2 separate regions of the Homo sapiens genome follow, and region 1 is linked to region 2. Evidence: chromatin loops called from intact Hi-C (ENCODE). Cell type or tissue: endothelial cell of umbilical vein. All regions are shown on one strand.

Region 1 (8,000 bases), 73 kb before region 2:
GGTTACAGTGAAGCTATGATTGTGCCACTGCACTCCAGCCTGGGCGACAAGAGTGAGAGACCTTGTCTCAAAAAAATAAAGGAAAAAGGACAATGAAAAATAAAATAGACAAATAGGTTCTTCCCCACCCCCGATTTCTGCAACTCCTATTTATAGACTAGAATGAGACTAACAGTTTGTCTTCAACCCTGCCATAGTAGTTGTCTTTAAAGAGTAATACATAATACACATATGTTAAAATTCTAAAAACAATAGGATAGAGTTTAATGATTTGAATTTTACAAGTCATTAAAAGAATAATACCTCATGAAATAGTTGTATTCACTCTGGGGAAGGGGGAAAATATTAGGAAATCTATTAATATATTATATACATAGGCCAAATTGGTATAAATGGAATGATTTCAACAGCATCAAAGACATTTGGTAATGTTTAATTCCTCATTATTGATGTTTAACAATTAGAATACAAAGGACTTAGTATGATTTTTGTAACCCTTTCAAATCAGCATATTAATAAACACCAGAGTTACTTCCTTTAAAATCAGGAAAACCACGGAAAGCCAGTATAACCATTATTATTTAACACTATTCTGGAAGCTCCAGCCATTGAGCATGGCAGGGAGTCAGAGACTTAATTTCAAATACATAGACATAAAATATCTATAAGTATTTTAAAAACAGCAAACAACCAAAATGTCCCATAACAGGAAACATTAAAAATTAAAAAATTAGTTTTCATTCTTATTCCAGAAACTATTTTTTTTTGCATTTTAAAAATTTATTTACTATAATTTAAGTTCTGGGATACATATGCAGAATGTGCAGGTTTGTAACACAGGTATACATGTGCCATGGTGGTTTGCTGCACTCATTCACCCGTCATCCAGGTTTTAAGCCCCACATGTACTAGGTATTTGTCCTAATGCTCTCCTTCCTTTGCCCCTGACCCCCTGACAGGCCCCAGTGTGTGATGTTCCCCTCCCTGTGTCCCTGTGTTCTCATTGTTCAACTCCCACTTATGAGTGAGAACATGTGGTGCTTGGTTTTCCAGAAATTATTAATAAATATTTATTAATAAATACAAGTAATTTGTAAAAATGACTAAATTAGGATAATGCCTATATTCCTGCCTTGTTTATTATCCGAAGAAGCAGTTATCTCTTTAAACATCAGTTTGCAGGCCAGGGGGACAACAAGGCTCAACTCTGTGGTGGTGTGGGAGGACTCACACACCTTACACTTTTCTATCTCCAGCACCCTGCAAGACACCTGGAAGTAACATGCTGGCTAGACACGTTTGTTGATTGACCACGTGTTTGCTAATCCAACAATCCAATAAATATGAAGAAGAAAGCTCTGGAATAATAAGAATAATTTTATTTCAAAACTAGCTCTGCTTCTTGACATACTACACATATTGATATTCAGAGAAACTTTAGTTCCCTTTGAACAGAAAGAGGTTCTGTGTAAATAGCAACAATGACTGCATTATGCCATTCATTATAAGTTAACCTTTGCTGGATTATAGACTGAGAAGCTTTCTCGCCATTGTGATGCTAGGACTGATGCTACCGCTTGGCTTAATTTGAACAGGATGTCAGAACAGTCGTTGGCGACATGGCATTCACATTAATTTCTGAAACACTGCATCAGGATTTATAGGCTTTGCCATGACAATCAGTGGCACCTCTGATTACTTTTGAGATGCTGCTCAAAAGTAATGGGATTTTCTTTGAAAATCGACTTGGCTTCCTGTAGAGACACTTGAGAAAATACAATCAGTGCACCAAACGGATATATCTCTCAGTGAGAAGCATGGTAAGAAAAACAATATAGTAGGAATTTATACTAGGGAACAGAGAGAACATATGACACCTGGACTCTAATAAACAGTAAACCCGGCCGGGCGCGGTGGCTCACGCCTATAATCCCAGCACTTTGGGAGGCCGAGGCGGGCGGATCACGAGGTCAGGAGATCGAGACCATCCTGGCTAACACAGTGAAACCCCGTCTCTACTAAAAACACACAAAAAATTAGCCGGGCGTGGTGGCGGGCGCCTGTAGTCCCAGCTACGCGGGAGGCTGAGGCAGGAGAATGGCGTGAACCCGGGAGGCGGAGCTTGCAGTGAGCCGAGATCGCGCCACTGCACTCCAGCCTGGGCGACAGAGCAAGACTCCGTCTCAAAAAAATAAATAAATAAATAAATAAATAAATAAACAAACAGTAAACCCAGGAAAGAGCCTTTGTTTGGCCCAAGAATGTTACAATTGAGGAAACTGTTCTTTTTTTGGGCAAACTATTAAAATGGTGACTATAGAATCTTATTTCTGGGAGGTACTTCAGGAGTATGTACTTTAATGATGCCATCATGAACCTATGGTGACAGAGTTCAGGACAGTGGTTGTGATAGTTAATACTGAGTGTCAACTTGATTGGATTGAAGGATGCAAAGTATTTATCCTGGGTCTGTGAGGGTATTGCCAAAGGAGATTAACATTTGACAGCGGGCTGAGGAAGGCTGACCCACCCTTAATCTGGTGGGCACAATCTAATCAGCTGCCGGCAAATATAAAGCAGGCAGAAACATGGGAAACGCGAGACTGGCCTAGTCTCCCAGCCCACATCTTTCTCCCGTGCTGGATGCTTCTTGTCCTCAAACATCAGACTCCGAGTTCTTCAGTTTTGAGACTCGGACTGGCTCTCCTTGCTCCTCAAGCTTGCAGCCAGCCTACTGTGGGACCTTGTGATCGTGTAAGTTAATACTTAATAAACTCCTGTATATACCTCCTATTAGTTCTGTCTCTCTAGGGAATCCTGACTAATACAGTGGTTGTCTTTGAGGGAGGACTGACTGGGGTTGGGGGGATCTGAGGGAGGCTGGACACTTCTGTATCTTGATCTGGGTGATGATCACGTGGGTTATACATACATACAAATTTATCGAGCCATATACTAAAGATTTTTTGCACTATATTGTATATAGGAATTATACGCCAATAAAATAAAATGGAAGACAGTACCCTGTGGGCCAAACAAAACACATATGTACAAAAAAAAACACACACAACGTACAGCTTTTGGCTTTAATAATTACTATAATATCAGGGTTCTCCTTAGATGCTTAGATGCAAAGGGGTATGGCCTTAAGTATCTTATTTAAGACTACTTTGTTTTTGCTTCACAAAAACAGTTGTAAACTGTTCTGCATAAATGTGTTTATCCCCCACACACATAATAAAGAACTGTATAATAGTTCTATGATAATCAAAGTTAAGATAAAGAACCCATAAAAGGTAAGAATGAGCTAAAGTAAGTACAGGGCATGGCCAAATTAAATCTTATGATTCATTAAAATCACCCACCAAGGCTAAGCAATTGGGGTGGTCACAGATGAATTTGTATTCAACCTATGGCTTCTAAGAAAATAAATTCTTTTCTTTCCAAATAATAGCATCGAACCTCTACTGTTGTCTAATGGAGAGTATAGAGGCAGAAGGGACCTGAGACCATTTTTCTTTTCATTCATGTTAGGCTCACTTAACCACTAGATGGCATATCATGCATGAACAGTACATACTCACGCGGGTTTGTTCTGCCCAAACCTTTTGCCAAGGGTGAGTCCCAGTACAGAAAACACTTGATCTACAGGTTATACCCCTCATTCTAAAAATCCCATCAAATGAATGGGCATCCCATCAAATGAATGAAGAGGCATCAGTCTGACCTTTTTTCATCCTGCATTTGACAGAAATGCACCTACAGGGCAAAGCTGTGCTCCATGCATTTCACTGCTGATGCCCTGATACACCTGTGACCACCCCAATATCTTAGCCTTGGTGGGTGATTTTAATGAATCTAAGATTTAATTTGGCCATGCCCTGTAGTTACTTCAGCTCATTCTTATCTTTTATGGGTTCTTCATCTTAACTTTGATCATCATAGACATAAGGGATATGTGTGTGTGGGATGCATACATTCATGCAGAACAGTTCACAATCTTTTTTTTTGTGAGGCAAACACAAGGGAGTCTTAAAGAAGATACTTAAGGCCGTACCGATTCGCATTCTAAGCATCACTGTGACTTAAAGCATTATGCTTTACCCTGCAACCTGAGGACTGCAGTCTCATAATGTCACAGAGCGCAGTGTAAAAAGACCTTCACTGGCATCTTACTCCAAAAAACCTACCTCCAATGCTCAATTTCCCCATTCTCATGCGACTTCCAAGTAAGAGTTTAAATCCATTCTCCGTAATATGTAAAATTAGATGAACATTCTTTCAGACCTGTACATCTTAAATACTCCAGTGACATATAGGCAGCAGCACATAATGGTAATAAGACGATAACAATGGCCCAGGTGATCTTACCGTATGAATGGGTTACAGGTGCATGTTTTTGATGATACCATGGCCCTTGGCCATGTCAAGTAACCGCAAATTTGCCTCCGCCGCTCCTCCCCTACCTTAACCAAAGAGTTCTATCTGAGCCTTGGGTTGTATGTTTTTGGAATGATCTCTAAAAAAACCCACAATAATAATTAGACCCAAGTCAAATATCCAGAGCCAAGATTTCTTCTCTAAGGAACAGAGTCAGGGCTTCACTTTAAGGAGTGCTACAGAATGTCAGTGACGATACCTTGAAAAGTAAAATGAACTTTGTGGTCAAAATTAGGGTGTGGTTTACTTCAGAGCTTTTGAATGGTCTTGACTTTGCTTTCCCAGACAGACCTCAGTGTATTTCATGATGTGCGTTTCTCTGGCATGGATGTTCATTTGACCTACACAAAACATAAATGAAAGTAGATTCTACCTAAGATGACTAATCTGCTAGCACGTTTTGTCCATTTTAAAGTAGATGCTGATAGAAATGCATTTAAAATTCACTCCGAACAAAAAAAGTGGGCATTTAAAACCTGAAAGTCGGGTAATTAAGTCATGATTACAAGCAACCCTCGTTGTGCTGGTTTTCCTAAGGTAATAAAAGCTCCAGGCTTAAATAACATCTTGGTCAACATCAAGGCTATTACAAGGCTGAGAACGATGTTTCCAATTTCCTTCCTTTTAACAAGACTGCACCCCGGCTGTAGCTTACATTCTCCACAATACTGGTGTTGATATCAAGTTCCCAGTTTTGGGAGGACAGCTTCTGGGTAGCTTGCGGCATGGGTGCCTAATTATTAGTCACTAATCTATTAATCTGTAGCAAACATGGAAGTTACTATTTTCTTAATTTTTTTGTAGAGACAGGGTCTCACTAAGTTGCCCAGGCTGGTCTTGCACTCCTGAGCTCAAGTGATTCTCCCACCTTGGCCTCCTAAAGTGTTGGGATTACAGGCATGAGCCACCATGCCTGGCCAGAAGTCATTTCTTTATCCCTGGACAGGAATCTGAACTTGAACATGGACAAATAATCTCTCTTTCATTTAGCAGTGCACGTTATAGTTCTATCTGTATTCTTAGCCAACAGGACATGGGGCCAGTGAATTTATTTTTACTTTTAGGTCATAGCCAGGCCAGACTTAGGAACTGGTCTCTTATCACAGGAAGTTTGTAATTGGTGACTTCCTGGCTGGGGCAGATGTTTTTTTTTTTTTTTTTCCTCCAAAAGTAGTTGCTGCCCTATTTGCTGTATGTCTGCCTGCATTCTTAATTCTGCCACTGCCTGGTCTACTTACCTACGCTCCTGACCTCCCAATCTGAGTCCTTCCAGGCAAGGCTGTGTCCTTCGGGATGTATCCTGATTCCAACATGCTTGTTTTCAGCCCTCTAGTTAGCTCTTTGTTGCCTATGTGTACATAAGAGAGACTTTTGCTTGGTTCTCTATAACGTCTCTTCCTTGAGTAATTACTACGTGTTAAGCACTGTGCCAAATATGTTACATATATTGCTTCATTTTGCCCATTCAACATCTCTGTAAGATCCTCATATAGCAACATTAATACTAGTTAATACTTATTGAACATTAACTATGTGTTAGGAACTGCGCTTAGGTTTTGTATGTTAACTCATTTAATTCTCATGAAATAAAGCCTATGGGATAACTTCTATTTCTTTTTTTTCCACAGTGTGTCCTGTTATTATCCCTATTTTTCATATGAGGACATGGAAGCACAGGGATGTAAATAACATTCCCCAAGTCAGATCGCGTTGGTGGGGGACACTGAGACTTGAAGCTACCTGTCTGCTGGTCTAGGCTGTCAGGCTCTCCCATCCCTTTCTCCGTTCTTCACCCAGGCTTATGCTCAGAGCCGATCCGTCCCCACATTATGATGGAGGACACACATCAATATCTCTGTTCAGCATTTCTGCAGATCTTTCCCTTTGGCCTGTAATTCCCTGCAATGTGTTATCCCTTGGGCTCATAAGCTGGTTTCTGGTAGCCATATGCCAGGCCCTGCCTGCTTAAATAACCCATTTGGTTTTATTTATGTGGTTTCCCCACTTTGGCCCACCCCACTTGACCCTTAAATCCCAACAGAATTGTCTCCATTACTGAAAATTATATAATTCCTTTCATTACTACTTTGTCATGTACACAAAATATTCAAGACACAAAACCAAAGATCTTTTTAAATTCAACTGGGAAATGGGAGTGCCAGCCCTGTGCCCTTTTCTTTGCTTTTCTCTTTGAAAGGACTGAGGCAGATGTGTATCTCTAAATATCCCCTACTTTAAGAAAAGGATAGATAAGGCTGACTCCTGCTAGGCAGGTAGAAACCTAAGAAAGACTGAGATTCCAGGGACTTACTTTTCCAGTTTTCTAAAAGAGTATAAAACCAGCCTCCCATCCTCATAGAGGCAGGATGGCAGAAATGGCTCTGAAACCTCCCTACATTTGTGTGCTCCTCCCTGAAGGGCTAGGTTTGCTCATTTCCATTGTAGGATCACTCCTAGCAAGGCCAATGGCAGGCCAAGTGCTCCTGGGCCCAAGTGGGGAATGCTGTCAGATTACCATGGGCTTCCTTACCTTTTTCTCCTTTTCCCCTTCCCTTAGAGATTTCAATGGTATGTTTTGCAGAGGTGAGAAAAACAGAGACCAAACACATACCAATGTGAGGCTCTGGTTGTGAGATTGTTTTAGCTTCAAAGTTTCTGGGTCTAATCAATTAACTCAGTTAAAGTAGAAAATCTTGGTCATTCTGATAATTCACTGAACTCATCTCTGAGGGACTCCACTGACAAGTAGAGAGGGAATTGCTAGCTGCCTGGCAGAAGGAGCCTGTTTACAGGATGGCTATTTACAGCAGAAACACAGAAAGGCTGCTATAGTTACCTGCTTCTTGGGAATAGCTTCCATTTTGGCTTCCTATTTGGGTAGTTGCTGAGGCTGGGACAATTTGTATTTTCTCATTTTAACAATTTAAATAGCAACCTATGGGTGGGATAGGTTCTTAAGCCAGAGGGGCCTGCAGTGGGGTGGGGGCATGGTTATTGCACTGATCACAGCCCACAGGAGTGATGTGGTTTTGCACATTCCCTAGAGAAGGAAATGAGGCACACAGTATCCATCTTTATGCCTCCATGCTGAGAGTCACACACATGGAGATTTAAAATGAGGATCCCTAGAGATGACTAGAAAGCATGAGTAAAATATGTTCCTAACTAGTCCATTGAAGCATTTAAGAGAGCTAGAGCCATAGTAATATTTCCTTCTGTTTGGAAGATGTTCAAAGACTTCATGTTTATTAGATTCAGTCTCATTATTAACTGTAAAGTTAGCAGATCAGATACAATATCAACTTTTTGGTCAGGAGACCAAGATCCTAAAACAGTATTTAATTATCCAAGGTCACAAGACAGAGGTTTTGTTGTTTCTAACCAAAACATATTATCTTTAGGAATCCCTCTCTCCTTCTTTTAAAATTTACATTAAAACAGAGAACATGGGCTGGGCATGGTGGCTCACGCCTGTAATCCCAGAGCTTTGGGAGGCTGAGGTGGGATCGCGTGAGCCTAGGAGTTCAAGAACACCCTGGGCAACATAGTGGGACCTTGTC
Region 2 (8,000 bases):
CCTCCTACACATATTAACTCATTTAATCCTTATAGTAGCTACTAGTATTTTTCTTATTTTATAGATAGGTAAATGGAGGCCCCGAGTCTGTGAATAACTACCTAGGTTCAATAGCTAGGCAGTGCCAAAGTTGAAAATCAAACTCAGACTCTCTGGTCCCAAACCCAAACATAACCACTGTGCACCCTGTCTCTGAGTCTGATCAAACTAAACCCAATCTCAAGGTAGGGAGCCAGATTCCTGTACAAAGCCATGCACTGCCCTAAACCTAACTATGTTCCAGAATCTTTACATTTCCCTTTCATTCAAGCACTATTCATTTTCTTTCCGAGATCTTAATTAGGCTCCTGATTTTGCCTTTTGCTCCCTGTTCAACACTGTCTGTATCATGTAATTTCACTGCAGTTAACTTCCTCAGTGTCTGAGTTGTCTGTCTCCTCCATTTCTCTCATCTATAACATCAATGTTCATTATTGACCTCACAGAGTGATTGTGAAGATCAAATGAGAGCGTGTGCATAAAACTACTTGGGAGGCTTACTGTGTTTTTATAGTTCAGTCAGCAATATGTGTCCATTGAGGAAGATGTAAAAAATAAAGAATAAAAAATAAAAATAATTTAAATTTTCATCACCATTAACATTTTGATGTATAGCCCATTTTTGGTCTTTTGTCCCTATGTAATATAAACATGATACAGATCAATTTACTTTTAAATACCCATATATATGCAGGTTTTAAAAAATGTGGGTACAACACAGCAACATCTATTTTAAAGTACAAATGTTAGTTATTGCCGTTCTCTCTGATAAAGTTGATTATCTCCTCAACTGAAAGTCCTTGAAGGAAAGTTAAGTCATATGCATGTTTATCCTCTCACCATAGACTTCCAAGTTCACAGTTCAGCACTCATCTACTGAATGTTAATGAAAAGGAATACAGAATGGAAATGCAAGGCCTCATGTTCATCTAAATTTATCAGTCCCAAGACCATTGGGCATGTGTGTGCTTGCCCCTAAGGATGCAGCAGTCATCTCTGCCACTGTGCCCATCCCTTGCAGTGACAGGCAGGAGGGCAAGGTATAACTCTAAATGATGCAGAAAAATCCGTCGTTCAGAACTTCCCTTCCTTTGTGAGCTTCTTGGCTGATTAGTCTTCTAAAACCCAGGCTTTTCTCTGTGTGCATCAGATGTGCATCCCCTAGATCTGCTTTCATTGCATGCCCGATGCCTGACTGAACTGCAGAAACAGCGTGTAAGTGTCTGCCTCTTTTTGGGCTCCTGTGCACCGGAGGCAGGGGCACAGACCTGGATACCATGAATCTGATGAAGCTACCAGGGCCCAAGTTCAGCTCACAAGTTTTCTGGCCAATCATTTAGGAATATATTCTTTCATACAGAATGCATGTTCACATATACCCCTCACTCTGACAACGTCAGGTATTAATATCACCTTCCATATGCACAGTACATTTTTCTAGGATCTTAAATTAAGTTATACCCCCCAAACACTGTGAGACAGTGGAACAAATATCTTTCCCAATTTATAGATAAGAAAACCGAAGTCCATGAGTTGATTCTCCTGATTTCTTATAGCTCAACACTGGTGTATGAATCTGGATTGGCTGTTTATAATTTGGGCATAACTTCTTTTTTTTTTTTTTTGAGACGGAGTCTCACTTTGTCGCCAGGCTGGAGTATAGTGGCGCGACCTCTGCCTCCTGCGTTCAAATGATTCTCCTGCCTCCATTGATAAAAAATTTTCCAGTTTTTTAGAATCATTTCCACATTCATTTGATGTCAAAATCCATATATTCTATCACACAAATTATAGGACAGTAATGTAATTAAGAACTTAAAAAGATGAAATATTTAGACATCATAGAGGAATGGTGATTAAAAATACACTAAAACCCCTCAATTTAGAAAGTTAAGCCCTAACTAATAATAAAAGCTCTGTACCTAGGAGGTTGCATGGCAATTCAAGCACATTCTCCAGAAACAGAATGCCTTTTTCACATGACGTTACAGCATCAAGGAAGTTTATCAAGGTTGGAAAATCTGAAGCCAAATTTTGGGTCAGTCATTGTGGCTCACACCTGCAATTCCAACACTTTGGGAAGATGAGGTGGGAGAACTGCTTGAGCCCAGGAGCTCAAGACCGGCCTGGGCAACACAGTGGGACCTCATCTCTACAAATAATATGAAAACTAGCTAGGCACGGTGGCATATGCCTATAGTCCCAGCTACTCAGGAGGCTGAGGTAGGAAGATTGCTTGAGCCTGGTGGGGGCCAAGGCTGCAATAAGCCATGATTGTGCCAGGCATTCCAGCCTGAGCAACAGAGTGAGACCCTGTCTCAGAAAATAAATGTTGTTCTTATAACCTATGATTCACATTATTCCTTCTCACACATGTACACTTAAATCATGTTATAAAACATTTCACAGATTTAAAGTATTTTACACGTGTCATCTCATTTAATTCTGACAACATTGTAAGCAATCAAGATAATGTCACCAGCAGAGGCCAGCAGACGCCATTAAAGATTTATAAAAGAACATGCCAGCTCAGAGCTTCACCAACTGTTAAAATGCAGGCTGAGGTCTGGGCTTGGGGATGAAATTCTGCATCTCTAAAGCTCCCAGTTGATACTCATGCTATTAGGCCACGGACCACACTTTGCAAGTAGTAAGGTACTAGGGAAAAGTAAGAAGGCTGATTCCATCTTTTTGGTATTTACCATGTATCAGGCAGCTTGCTAAATACTTTGTTAAGATATTTCACAATTCAATATAGATAAATGAATTAATGAATTATTTCTAATCTTTGCGAGAATCATTTGAAGCAGAAGAACCACTGCTAGTAAAGCAATAGCTAAAGATAAGCTTCTCATCCAGCCTCCTTGGCTAGTACAATTCTGGTGGGAAGCTCTGGTGGAAGCAAAGTTTGTGTGTGTCACTTGGGGACGGTGCCCCTAAAAGGTCAGTGTGAATGAGTTCCTCTCACCCTTTCTCCATTCCTATTGAAGGGAGATAATGAAAACTGAAGCAGTCACCACTGGCCCTGAAATGGAAGTTTCTATGGAGTCTGGTATCAGAAGTCTCCCACCAGCCCTGATCTGCTTCCCTCTGGATTGTATGTATGAGATAAATAAATTCCTATCATTTCTCTCATATCTAAGCTAGTGTGTTTTGCTTTACTTTTATATACAGTAGCTTAGCCTGTATTCTAATATTAATACATGCATCAAGGTAAGTATCAATTATTTTGTAGACAGTCTCAGAGAGGAACCGTAATTAATTAAAGGCTACACAGCTGATAAGTAGAGAAAGTGGAAATCAAACCTAGGCCAGCTGGGCTCTTCCACTGTGCCTTCCGCTGGGTACTCTGGGTGACGAAGAATGAGTAATGAAAGAAAAACATCACAGGCATTTGGAATAGATTCCCCCAAATGAGCTATTACCTAGAAACACTGAATTTTAGGTTTAGAAAGGACCTCCAAATCCTGTAATCTACAGAACAATCCACAGGTCCAGATGGGTAACCAGTTCTTACTGTTACATAACTCAATGATTATCTCACTGACAAGATCCCTTAGGCTTCCTTCCTTAATTTTTTTTTTTTTTTGCCTTGGTTAACAGAAATTGCGTCTTTTTATTTATTCATTTATTTATTTTTTGCATCTGCCCTAATCACTAACATGACTGTATTTGAAGATAAGGCCTTTGGAAGGTAATTAACATAAAACGAGGTCATAAGGTTAGAGTCTTAAACCAATAGGGTTGGTGGCGTTACAAGGAGAGGAAGAGGAAGAGAGAGATTTCTCCCTCTCCACGCGCGTGCTCAGAGGGAAGACCAAGTGAAGACCGCAGTGAGAAGGTTGCTCTCTGCATACTAGGAAGAGTGCCCTCACTAGACGCCAATCCTTACCAGACCTTATCTGCAACTTCCAGCCTCCAGAACGATGAGAAATTTCCGTTGCTCAAGCCATCTAGTATGCGGTATTTTGTTACAGCAGTCTGAGCTGACTAACAGCATCATAAGAGAACTCCTCATAAATGGTGCTTATTAGCTATTAAATTACACGTCAACTAATTTCAATTTAAGAAGACTTATAAAATGTCTGAATAACACTAAGACAGGCCATATCACAGTGGATGAGAAATTACCTCTAACTCTCTCAATCTAAGCCACAATGTATAACGGGATTTTTCATTAGCTTATGTGCCTCTTCTCCCAGAGGCATCAATTGAGACATAACTCAGCAGCAAGCATATCCATCAGTAACATTCCCTTGGGAGGCATCTGTGGCTGTTCTTACCCTGAGCAAACCTGATCCTGGCACCAGGATAGGAGCCAGAAGCGCTGGTGCAAGTCAAGCCTTCATCGACATTTTGACCACACACGTAAGAATCGAGTGCAATTTATTCTATGATTTTTTTTTAAGAGAAGGGTAAAGAAGCATCTTTAAGTGTCAGTAAATCTGCTCTTTCATCCAGTATCTTCTTTTATTGGCTGCATTACAGAGGTTTCATTGTCAACAGAAGTCAGAAAAACAGATAAGGTCTGATACTTTACTTTACCATCTGCAATTATCATGTTAGTGAAAGCCTAAAGAGATAGCGATTTTGAAGCAAGGACCAGAGAAAAGGATATCTGATTAACCAGGCAAGTGGTCAATGGTTAAATAGAAACATAAATCACATACATACATACATGTGCTTTTCTCCCTCCAAGAACCAGTAGGCATCTGCAGCTGAATAAACAGTAGTTTCTTTGAATTAATAACTATTTTGATTTAAGAAAAGAACAAGAATCATAAAACATATTAAACACATTTTGTTGCCTCATCAAAGATGTAAAAGGTGTGTGGGTATTTACTCGAAATCAGCATCTTGAGGCAAATTTCATCTTTTGCTATTTCCGTGAAAACTCTTACCTAGCTTTCACAAAGCCCAGCTGATGCAACTAGGAGTCAAGGAATATAGTCTAACAGACATTTGTTCTCTATGTAGTTGGATTATGTTTAAAAATACCAAAAACCTAGATTCTTAAACTACTTTGACACTACTTTCACTAAAACTACTCTGAGAAAACACTCACTGAGTTATATTTAAACCTTATGCCTTTTGCTTACATTGAGGATTTACTCTAAGAAAAAAAACATAAGAAAAATGCTTCCATGAATTTATACTGGAAACGTTTACCCTAAGTCCAATGTCTAAGTTCCACAGGACATTTTTGCTTCAAAATTTAGTCCAAGGCAGGAGGAAATACTTCCTTTCTGTTAATGCTTAGCATGTTTCTTTGTGCCAAGTGATAATTATGTTTCCCCATTGTTATTAATACTTTTCCACCCTGGTTTTGAGAAGCTGAGATCTAATTGTAAAGCTCAGTCATAGCAAGTGTGATCTGTGATTGCCTCTCAACATCTTTGCTTATTTCTCTTTTCATGTGTAATTTTAAATGTTCAATATCTATATTAATTTGTTACCTAAATATTGAAGATTCTTTTAAGAAACTGTGTTATTAATTTAAATGAATATAAATCAAATCAATTTGAGATGATAATCTACAATTTTAATTAGATACACATTATAAAATAACTCGGAAGACAAAGAAATATTTCATATTTTGTGACTTTACAAAGATATAAATAAATTGTGTTTGGGATGAAAAGAATGAAGCCAGAAGTCTCTCAGCTTGAAGAAACTCCTGATTAGTGGTGAGCAGCCGAGAGCACTCCCAGAATGCAAGAGGTGTCCCTTCCTCCTTTCCTGGGACAGTAGACATGTGACTATAAATCTACCAAGCACAGCAGTAACCCCTCCCTAGAGGCCTGTGGCATCTGCATTAGCCTTGAAAGTTCTCCTGATGTGGAAATGTAATTTGGACTTGACCCCCTGGCATTACATAAAGAGTCCTTCATATTGATCAGGCTTTAAAAAGGATACTAGTCCTCTAGACCTGGTCTAGCATGTGCCTTTACCACATTCTGCAATCAATTTAGTAAGTAACTTTCAGATCTGTGAAGTATATATAGGTAGAAAGAGTTTTTTGGAGATGGGCACTCAGGTCACAGGATTTCCAAGAGGGTTCTATCATAGAAACAAGCAGATGGAAAACGTGAGTGGCATTTCCATGGCTTCTTAAGCCTTTCAGCCAATAGTTCTCAACTTCTGCCTCTTTTCAGCTGAGGGTCTCCACACACATCTAACAGTCACCGTGGTACACTATGCACACTACAGCTCAGGGTAAGAACGCTGTGATTCTCAAGAGTCTGGGGATATGGCGCTTGAAAGACCACCTCTCTGATGTGGACTCTCCTCTACACCCAGCAAGAATCACTGCAAAGTAAAAGAGACCAATCAATTCCATGTTTAGAACAGGAATTAGGGAGAAAGAGACCAGGTATAGAAAAGAAAAGATGAATGACAAAGAGGTAGAAAGACCTAGAGGGAGGGAAACGGTGAGAATGTCAACACACGGGGAGAGAGATGTGCAGGCCAATGTAGAATCTGACAATGAAGCCAGTGACAGTGGCTATTAAGAAGCACAAAATTAGTCAAAAAACATTTTAGAGAAATGATTGACAACAGATAAAGGATTACTATTTCTAATATGTAAAGAGTTCATAAAAAGTGATTAAAACATTTAAATATCCAATGAGAAAAATGGGAAGAAGATACAAACAGGCAACACATCAAACAAAAATATGTGACCAAAAGCACATGTAAAAATTACAGATTAAAGCTAGACAGAATTTTTTATCTGAGAGTCTGACAAATATTTAAAAAGGTTCATACCCAAAGGTCACTTATATACTTACAGGAAAACCAATACTCTGCAAACTGGAATAACCTTTCTAAAGGGTAATTTGGTAACATATATCAAGAGTCTTTAAAATGTACATATCTTTGACCCAGCATTTATTGTAAAAAATTAACTAGATCCATATATAAAGGTACTGATACATAGATATCTATTATAATTCTATTTACAATAAAAATTAAAAACATATCCTTGACTTAGCATTTATTATTTAAAAATAATTAACTAGACCCATATGTAGAGGAATTTATACATAGATATCCATTATAATTCTTTTTATAACAAAAATTAAGATAAATCGGATTGTTCAATAATACAGGGTTGACGTTTTCTTAATTTGGGATTCTCTAGAAAGAGTCACTGAGATAAAGACCCGGATGTAAGCTGCTTTGGAGAAAGTAAGATAGACAAAGGAGAAAAACCAACACAATTTTCAGGAATGAGCTGGTTACTGCTGCAGGCAACTGCATGGGGAGCCCCTGCAGAACCACATAGCATGGATCTTGTAACTGTCTCAACACAGGACAGGGATGCCGCAGCATTTATCCACCAACTCCCACCCCCCATTGTGAGAGTTGTAGTATTAACTCCCCCATTTTTCTAGGTTGTGTCTTCCTGTGTCTAGATGACCTCTGCAGCTCTGGAGAAAGAGCAGAAATATGGCCCAGCTTGTATGTCATGTGGCATACTGTCAAGGGTGCATGCAACTGCTCACTACCGCTATGCTAAAACCAGATGAGCTACGGAAATGTTAACAGGCACATTCATATTTTAAGTTAAGATCCGGTTACAAGAAGGTATACAGTGTACTTTACGTTTAAAGTAGATATATATTTAGACACACACACTAAAAATGCCTGGCAATATATTTACCCAAAATTGCTTAGTGGTAATCTCTGAGTAATAATTATTTCAGGGGATTTTTATTTTTTCTTATGTTCATATATTAACTATTAAATTACATATTGTCATAGCTATAATTTTTCCGCAATGAACAAGTCTTATCTGGATAATAAAAAGTCAAGTTTATGTAGTTTTAACAGGTCTTATTTCAAAAAACACACGGGCAAACTAAAAATAGAACTACCATATGATCCAGCAACCCAACTACCGGTTATATATCCAAAGGAGAGAAAATCAGTATGTCAAAGAGATATCTGCATTCCCA

What was found. A loop is a pair of places that touch in the nucleus more often than their neighbours do. Peaks named below come from ENCODE experiments on the same cell type or tissue, not always from the same donor. Only the 100,000 strongest peaks of a DNase experiment are listed, where the experiment ranks them.
Region 1: a loop joins it to region 2, with 2.5 times the contacts of the local background. A loop is called at or near these places in 4 of 110 quality-filtered maps.

The regions. Positions count from the first base shown.
Region 1 is chr2:168,754,959-168,762,958 of GRCh38, reverse strand. All of the region lies in intron 8 of CERS6 (ceramide synthase 6), which reads right to left. Among named protein-coding and RNA genes, the nearest start is that of CERS6-AS1, 27 kb to the left of the region's middle. In endothelial cell of umbilical vein, a CTCF peak has its summit at 3,532 (motif pointing right); DNase peaks (open chromatin) are centred at 3,568 and 5,578; H3K27ac peaks cover 206 bases.
Region 2 is chr2:168,682,080-168,690,079 of GRCh38, reverse strand. All of the region lies in intron 4 of CERS6 (ceramide synthase 6), which reads right to left. Among named protein-coding and RNA genes, the nearest start is that of CERS6-AS1, 100 kb to the left of the region's middle. In endothelial cell of umbilical vein, no CTCF peak of the experiment used is centred here; DNase peaks (open chromatin) are centred at 2,539, 3,409 and 3,959; H3K27ac peaks cover 2,120 bases.